2 separate regions of the Homo sapiens genome follow, and region 2 is linked to region 1. A link is a contact called in ENCODE Hi-C or POLR2A ChIA-PET data. All regions are on one chromosome and are shown on one strand. The core of a region is the stretch at or near the end of the contact, and the rest is flanking DNA. Distances in the headings are between cores, read along the strand shown.

What was found. Hi-C counts contacts between places; a loop is a spot of excess contacts on that map. ChIA-PET counts read pairs that join two places held with the same protein, here RNA polymerase II (POLR2A). Pooled maps may share reads with other maps.
Region 2: a pooled map shows a loop between it and region 1 (3-fold over the local background). The contact joins the promoter of EDNRB here to the enhancer-like site in region 1. A Hi-C loop is called at or near these places in 1 of 37 single-sample maps with no recorded cell type and 2 of 50 pooled maps. POLR2A ChIA-PET finds 5 or more read pairs at or near these places in 2 of 52 experiments (WTC11 and activated CD4-positive, alpha-beta T cell).

What each region holds. Positions count from the first base shown.
Region 1 is chr13:77,328,079-77,332,139 of GRCh38, forward strand. It overlaps LOC107984564 (a long non-coding RNA gene), which reads left to right. Exons shown (of 2, transcript XR_001749930.2): 2 at 1-120. Among named protein-coding and RNA genes, the nearest start is that of MYCBP2, 3.0 kb to the left of the region's middle. RefSeq lists an enhancer at 1,517-1,596. Within about 2 kb of position 2,298, at least 4 of the 41 ENCODE cell types and tissues checked have a DNase peak (open chromatin) inside an H3K27ac peak, as active enhancers do.
Region 2 is chr13:77,916,863-77,920,606 of GRCh38, forward strand. EDNRB (endothelin receptor type B) reads right to left here and starts at 1,969. Exons shown (of 7, transcript NM_001122659.3): 1 at 1,229-1,969. The coding sequence starts at 1,711. RefSeq lists promoters at 1,898-2,970, 1,960-2,074 and a cis regulatory region at 2,326-2,335.

The sequences.
Region 1 (4,061 bases), core at 1,048-3,547:
TAATTTATAAGTTCTGTCATCCCAGTACTGTATCTTTCATCTATGTACTAGTTCTTATATCTGTGCCTCTTCTTCGGATGGCCTTCTCTTAAAAAAAAATAAAATAAATGTTAAAAAATCCTCCTTAGTGTTTGAGAAGTGCAAACAACAAGGAATAGGAAAGTAAATTAATTCTAGTTTTAGGGTGGAAGGTTGCTGAAAGCAATGCATTTTTTTCTGAAGCTTTAAATAATGGATGGATTTCATTTAGTTTTTTTAAAGATAATTAGCAGTGGGATAAACATAGGAACAAAGGACAAGACATGTGGAATCATAGTATTTTAGTACTGTAATTAGCCCTGTTAAGTTTTTGTATTTGTCTTGTTTCCTTACCTAAGTTCCTTCAGAGCTTGCTGCTTTTGTGTCTCCTTCAGCCACTTCAGGACTTTGCATGTAGTAGGTATCCAGTAAGTATTTATTAGACTAAATTTCTATCCTAATGCTTCAGCACAGTTAAAGACCTCAGTGTTGACCAGGCAGCCCCTAACCCTGGAGTGAGAACCAAGACAATGGTGTAGAGGCAGCTAAATTCTAAGAATTCTAAGGCCTGACAGGTAAGCAATGAGAGGGCCCATTACTATTGCAAGACCTAGCAGGGTAGCTAAAAGGCTCTGAAATCAGACAGCCCTGGAATTGGATCCTGACTCTGCTACTTAATACTTGTCTGGCTTTGGGCAAATTATCTCCTCTGAATAATGCTCAAAAGAATACCCACTACATGAGATTGAGGGAGGACTTAAAGGATCTAGGATGTCCAACTTGGCACATGAATTTTCACAAATGGTAGCACATACTAAACAAAACACTAGGTTTTCCGTAGGGTAGCAATGGTGTCTGTTCAACCATCACAGGCTCCTAGCACAGGGTCTAGCCCTGAACAGGAGGGAAATAGATGTTGGCTGAATGAATGAATGTTGCTTGCACAGAAAACATTTACAGCGCAGGCTCAGGTGGTGGAATGTGCAGTCACTGCCCATTTAGAGTTTCTAGTGGACATTGACCCGCGTGGCTGCCCTGGTCTCCGGGCTCTTCCCACCATTCATTAATTTCGCTTCAATCTTTACTGCTGTTCAGTCCCAGACAGGCCCCTACGGAGCCTGATGGGTACACTCAAAACCCGGAAACTGGATAACTTGCTAAGAAGCCCGATGTCATTGAGCTGCGCAACTAGGCGTGCGCAGAGTCGCACACATGCTCACTTAGGTATCCGAGAGTGGCATTTCTGTTGCGGTTGGCAGCGTTTCCTTCCACGGCAGCGGCAGCGGTCGCTCTCCTCAAAATTGATAGCCAGTGCAGCGTTTTTTCTCCTCCTCCTCCTCTTCCTGCCTCCGCACGGCGCGCTCCCCGGTCCCTGCAACTGCCACAGCTACCGCCTTGGCAGCTGGGCAACTTGGAAGGCTCCCCTGGGATGGCGGGGGAGTGGGGCGCATGCCAGAAAGAAAAAGGCATTTGGAGTCACCCTTACTTCTACTGTCAAGGGGACGTGAAGGAGAGTGTGGTCACAAGTCGCGAGGGTCGCCTGAACCGTCGCTGCAGATCGGAGACGTGGGTTTCTGGCAGTATGCAAAGCAAGCGTCCCCTCCCGCCGCTCCTGCGAGCTCTACTACCGAATGCCTTACGCAGCCCTTGTGTTTGGGGAAAGAGGGGGACCTATACAGAATGAAAAAACACAGAGGGCTTTGCTTTTCTTTCCCCACCCCACCGAGCTCGGCCCCCGTGCTTTCTGCGCTGCCATCTTAGTTCCTCCAGCGGCCGGGCTGGGCGTGTGTGCATTTGTGTGTACAGGGAGGGCTGCAGCCGGGGGGCGTGGGGGCCGCCTGGGCGGCTTGGGTGTCGGAATGGGCTAGACAGCAGTTCACCCACGACACATTCGCCCTCAAAGAATAGCATTGAACTACGGCAAATCCTGCCTGTGCCCATTTTATTACGGGCGTAGTATGTTTTATTCTTTGTGGTTGGTATGCTCATTTCGCAAAAGAGATCTCTCTGTCCTGTGCCCATGTAATAAGACTATGGCTTCATCTTTCCCCTTGTGATCACAGATTTAGTCGTTCTTTTCCACTTAACATTGCAAACCTGGACCACAGTTTTTTGAACTCTTATCACATTTACATTTTTCCTACTCTCATCTTTAACGATTTTGTTTTTAAAGGAAGCTACCCGTGCTGATGTAGTAAATAACAGGGCAGGAACCATAACGTGTATATAAGAGGACAGATTAGTGTTGTTTCATTTAAAGGGTTAATATTGTACTAAAGCTACAAGACTACAAACACAGGAAGTATGTATATTATTAGGTACATCGAGACTGCTGAAAATGCTGTGGTAAAGTCTGCGTTTGTTTCCTGGATTTGTACAACAATGTATTGGGGAATTTAAAAACAAAATTGGTAGCTGAGAACAATTTGGGAAAAAAAAAAGAAAAAGCTTAGGCTTGAAGAGTGAAGACATGCTTTACTCTTCAGTGACCTTCTCTTTTTAAGGGTAATAAGATAGTGCATTCTTGACAAATATATTGCACTTTAAAATAAAGTATATTTCATAGAATATATTTAGTACTCCAAGCTGAAGGGAAAAATTCAACATGGCTATCGAAATTATTTTAAACATAAATTACATATTGCATCCCCTGGCTATCTTAACCTCATGCTTTAAACAACTATATTTTTAGGGCCTTGGGATATTCAGTAACTTGTAAGCATGATGAGTTAATGTTTTTCTTTTTTATTCATGGTAGTTTTAAAAGATGTAAATTATATGTCCAAGTTTTCCCACATCCAAAAATTTAGGTTCCAGGGATCCTAAGTTATATATTGACATATATTGACATTTTCATCCGTGAAAAATTATCCTAAAATATATTAGTATATGTTTTTTAAGTATGTGAATTCAATACTATATATCTGAATGCAAATCACATTCTTTCAAAATCTCATTGTTGTGATGCATTTAGCCTAGAGGATGTTTTCACAACTGATGTAGAAAGTTATATAAAGTATAATTGTCCTAAAAACAGAAAGTTTAAAACTATAGCATTTCAACCTTGAAAACTTTAGTATAGTTTATAAGTTATTAGATTAATCTTTTTTAAATTTTGTTATTACTTTAAAATTTTTTTGTGGGTACATAGAAGGTGTATATATTTATAGGATGCATGAGATATTTTGATACAGGCATGCAATGTGAAATAAGCACATGATGGAGAATAAGGTATCCATCCCCTCAAGCATTTATCTTTTGAGTTACAAACAATCCAGTTACATTCTTTCAGTTATTTTAAAATACACAATTAAGTTATTATTGACTATAGTCACCCTATTATGCTATCAAATAGTAGGTCTTATTCATTCTTTCTGATTTTTTTTTTTTGTACCCATTAACCATCCCCATCTCCCCTCCCCAAACTCCTCATGACTCTTCCCAGCTTCTGGTAACCATCCTACTCTCTATGTCCATAAGTTCAATTGTTTTGATTTTTAGATCCCACAAGCGAGTGAGAACATGTGATGTTTGTCTTTCTGTGTCTGGCTTATTTCACTTAACATAATGATCTGTAGTTCAGTCCATGCTATTGTAAATGACTGGATCTCATTCTTTTTATGGTTGAATAGTACTCCATTGTGTATGTGTGTACCACGTTTTCTTTATCCCTTTATAGGGTGATGGACACTTACATCAATAAGTTTGCTTCCAAATCTTGGCCATTGTAAACAGTGCTGCAACAAACAGGAGCGCAGACATCTCTTCTATATACTGATTTTCTTTCCTTTGGGTATATACCCAGCAGTGGGATTGCTGGGTCATATGGTAGCTCAATTTTAAGTTTTTTGAGGAACCTCCAAACTGTTCTTAATAGTGGTTGTACTTATTTACATTCCCACCAACAGTGTTCAAGTGTTCCCTTTTCTCCACATCCTCGCCAACATTTGTTATTGCCTGTCTTTTGGATAGAAACCATTTTCTTTGTTGTTGTTTGTTTGTTTTTTGAGACAGTCTCACTCTGTCACCCAGGCTGGACTGCA
Region 2 (3,744 bases), core at 719-3,218, 590 kb after region 1:
TTAAATATTTTCATATGTCTTTGAAATTTTCCAACTGTTTTATTTAGACTGCTTTTTTTTTTTTAACACCATAAAGCCTCAGTAAGTGGGCACTGGCAGCCTTATTGTGGAATTGAGGAAACTGAGGCCCAGAGGTGCTGGGATGTGTCTGGAGTTCCAAAGCAACCTGGAGCAACCTGGCTCTTTGTGTGTTTCTACTGACGCCCATGGTAATCACACAATAATGTTAACTACCGAAACCCTTACAGATTTTGAGTGCTCCTTGGTCTTGTCCATGAAATAATTGATGGGGTGCCATCATATAGCTTGCACTTTGGAACCTGACAGATTGGGTCTGATCCCCAGCTCCACCTCTAATTCATTTACTTTGATCATCCTACCAGTCATCTGTAAACTAATTGTAATATCTACTTGTGGGCTGCTGGAAGGAATAATGGAAGTAACACATCTCACCCAGTCCTTGGCCCACTGTAGATATTTAATACAAAGTAGCTACAGTCCGTCACAGCAGGTGAACTGTGTTTTTCCTACTCACCAGTCTGGATCTCTTTTTTCCAGGCCATTTATTTCCTAAATACCTACTTTGTACCTGCTACTTTCAAAGTCTTCCAAAACAGTCCTTCCCAAAGTTAGTGGGCATATCAATCACATGAAGATCTTAAGATGCAGATTCTAACTTAGTAAGTCTGAGGTAGCCTTGCATTCCTAACAAACTCTCAGGTAATATTGATGCTGACTGTCCATGGACCACACACTTTTGACTAGAGGATGTACCCCATTAGGTGCACTTAGGGACTAGATCCTTCAGGACTAGTGGTTCTCAAACTTTACAGTTCATCATAATCACATAAAGGGCTTGTTAAAATACAAATTACTGTGCTCCACTCCAGAGTTTCTGATTCAGTAGGTCTGGGGTGAGGCCAGAAAAATCTTCATGTGCACCAAGTTCCCAAAGTGATACTAACATTGCTAGACTGGGGACTACGCTTGTCCTAAGCTTAGCAGAGGTCTACTGAAGACCTGAATGGAATTTTATTCCAATGGTTACTGACTTTTATGAGTGGACAGAACCAAATGGAATTTGGTTCCAAAGATTACTGACTTTTAGGAGGGGCAGAACCTTAAGAGGGAGCTAAAGGGAAGCTCCCTCTACAAGCTTTCTCATCTCCCCGTCTCCAACCAGGCCCCCTTCCTCAAGCCCACCATGATTTCAGCAGGCGCCCTTTACCTTGTAGACATTGATAGGGATGTCAATGACGATGTGCAGCAGGTCTCCCAGAGCCAAGCTGGCGATCAAGATATTGGGACCGTTTCGCATGCACTTGTTCTTGTAGATAATTCTCAGAAGTGTGGAGTTCCCGATGATCCCCAGCACGAACACAAGGCAGGACACAACCGTGTTGATGTATTTGAAAGTCTCCTTGATCTCGATGGGTCCTTGGCACGGGGGAGGGGAGATGGTGCGTGGCGGAGATCCTGCCGTCCTGTCTCCTTTAGGCACCTCCGCAGGTGCCAACGACCGCGCCAGACTGGCGTTGGAACCCTTGGGCCATAAGGTCTTAGTGGGTGGCGTCATTATCTCTGCGGTTTGCAAAAGCGGAGTGGCCCTGTCAGGCGGGAAGCCTCTCTCCTCTCCCCAGATCCGCGACAGGCCGCAGGCAAGAACCAGCGCAACCAGGGCGCGTCCGCACAGACTTGGAGGCGGCTGCATGCTGCTACCTGCTCCAGAAGGCGTCCGGTGGCCGCTCCGCAGTTTCAGAGCCTAGAGACAAGCAGAGGAAGGAAGACAGGACACTTGGGTCAGCTGCCCGAGCCAAGTCGCTGCAAACGCTAATACCGCCCGCAGCCTCTTCGCCAGTATCCACGCTCAAAAGTAACTCAAGTTTGCGCGCCAGTGGGAAACTTGGCGCTCATGACTCGCCAGCGCGGGTCGAAACTCCTTCCTGATGCCCTCTCAGCTGTTTTTCTTCCCCCGCGTGGCCAGGAGGGGTAAATAATATGCAGTGGGGCGGGGCGTTCTGGAAGGGGTGTGCCAGGGAGGGAATGATGGGGGTCCCAGGCAAAGCTCCGAACTCTTTCACGTAACGGGAGGAATACAGACACGTCTTAGTTAAGCGTGCGTGGGAACCGCGGAATTAAGGCACCTAGAGGCCAAGGGCTTGTGTCAAGCTCTGCATTTTGCCCCGCAGGGGAACCTCTATACCCCGCGATTGAACTCGAAAGACTCCTCCCGGCGGATGAAAGCCGCTACTCCCTGGCTGGCTGAGCTACAGCTCCCGCAGCGCGCCCAGGAGTGCGCCGGAGATTCGGAAACCCGCAGAGACTTCTCAAGTCAGCAGGAACTTGGAAACCGCTGTTCCCTCCAAACGGCTTCAAACACTCGCGCTCCTTCCTTTACCCAACCTAATTTTAATTTGCCCTCTCTATAGGCTTAATTTTTATTTTTTTAAAATCCCAAACTAGTAAGCCAAACCGAAGCCCCAGAATAAGGTTCAATCAATGATTTTAATTCAACACCAAGCCCGAATGTTTACCTCTCGGATCTGACAAACCAGATGCAGAGCGACGAATGGAGACCACCTTCCCGGGAGGCGGAACCCAGCTGGGTTCCAGCCTGCTCTGGGAGAGGAGCACGCCTCCCTTGAGCTGCAGGCGGGTCCGGCTCTGACGAAACGCTGCGAGAATGCCAGACAGTGTAGCCTCCACCGTTTGCTCGGGGTCTCTGCTGCCATCAGACAAGTACTTTTATTCATTCATCCCTTCCCATCAATCACCGCCAGACTCCTCCCGCGCCTTCCGACCCCGCTGCAACCTTTCCCCTTGGGCGATGCCTGGACAGCATCAGTAGTAGTTGCCCGAGGGAGGGGGGCAGTCCTCGTCCGGGGACAGGTCCCAAAAGGCTGTTTATTTGTTAGAGTTCTACGCTCTTCAAATGAACCCAAATCAAGGGCAAGTTATCACGCACCATGTGACACCCGGCAGCTCCAGACTAGAACAAGGCTCTGCACTGAACGTGATAATTGAACTTTTAATGCCAAGTGTCACTTTTCTTTCAGGTAAATGTTCCGCCGCTGTGATATTTAAGGTTGGTTTGTGGGCGCTGCTCTTTGCTCTGCTTCATTTTGCCCTGAAGTTTCATTTCAAGCCAACATTAACCCCAACACGGAACAGCTCGATCTTTTCTTCCCAGGCCCTCTCACTGCCCCGAGAGAGGATTACAAGTACTCCTCATTTTCCCCAGTACAGCTCTTCTCCTCTCTTCCTGCCACAGTATCGGTGTTAGGCAATCTCAGGCATTTTTATACTGTACCTATGACAGACTTGATGCTTATCGGAGACATGAAAATAATCAGAAAGCTGCCATGCAAATTCAACATGATATTTATTTACCAGGTAGAGCAATACAATAAGGTCTTTCTATCCATTCTTGAGCTCCATGTTTACCGCAGAGAGGAAAATAACAGCGACTGGTAGTTTTGCCCAGAGATTGTATAAAAGAGGTCAGGAAGTCAGGCTTGGAGATGCACTGGAGAGTACTGTGCCGTCCTCCAATCAGCAAAATCCCTACTGGATCTGTGGAACTTCAAACCCAGAAGCACCCATTCCATGTAGCAGTTTCACCCAGAGACAGGAGGCTCGTTTTTTGCTTCATGTTAGTTAATGGAATAGATGGGACAAGAACCTTGGATTTTTGGCTCTTAGGCAATGCTTTCTGGGACAGTGGAAGTAGAAAATCAATTTCTA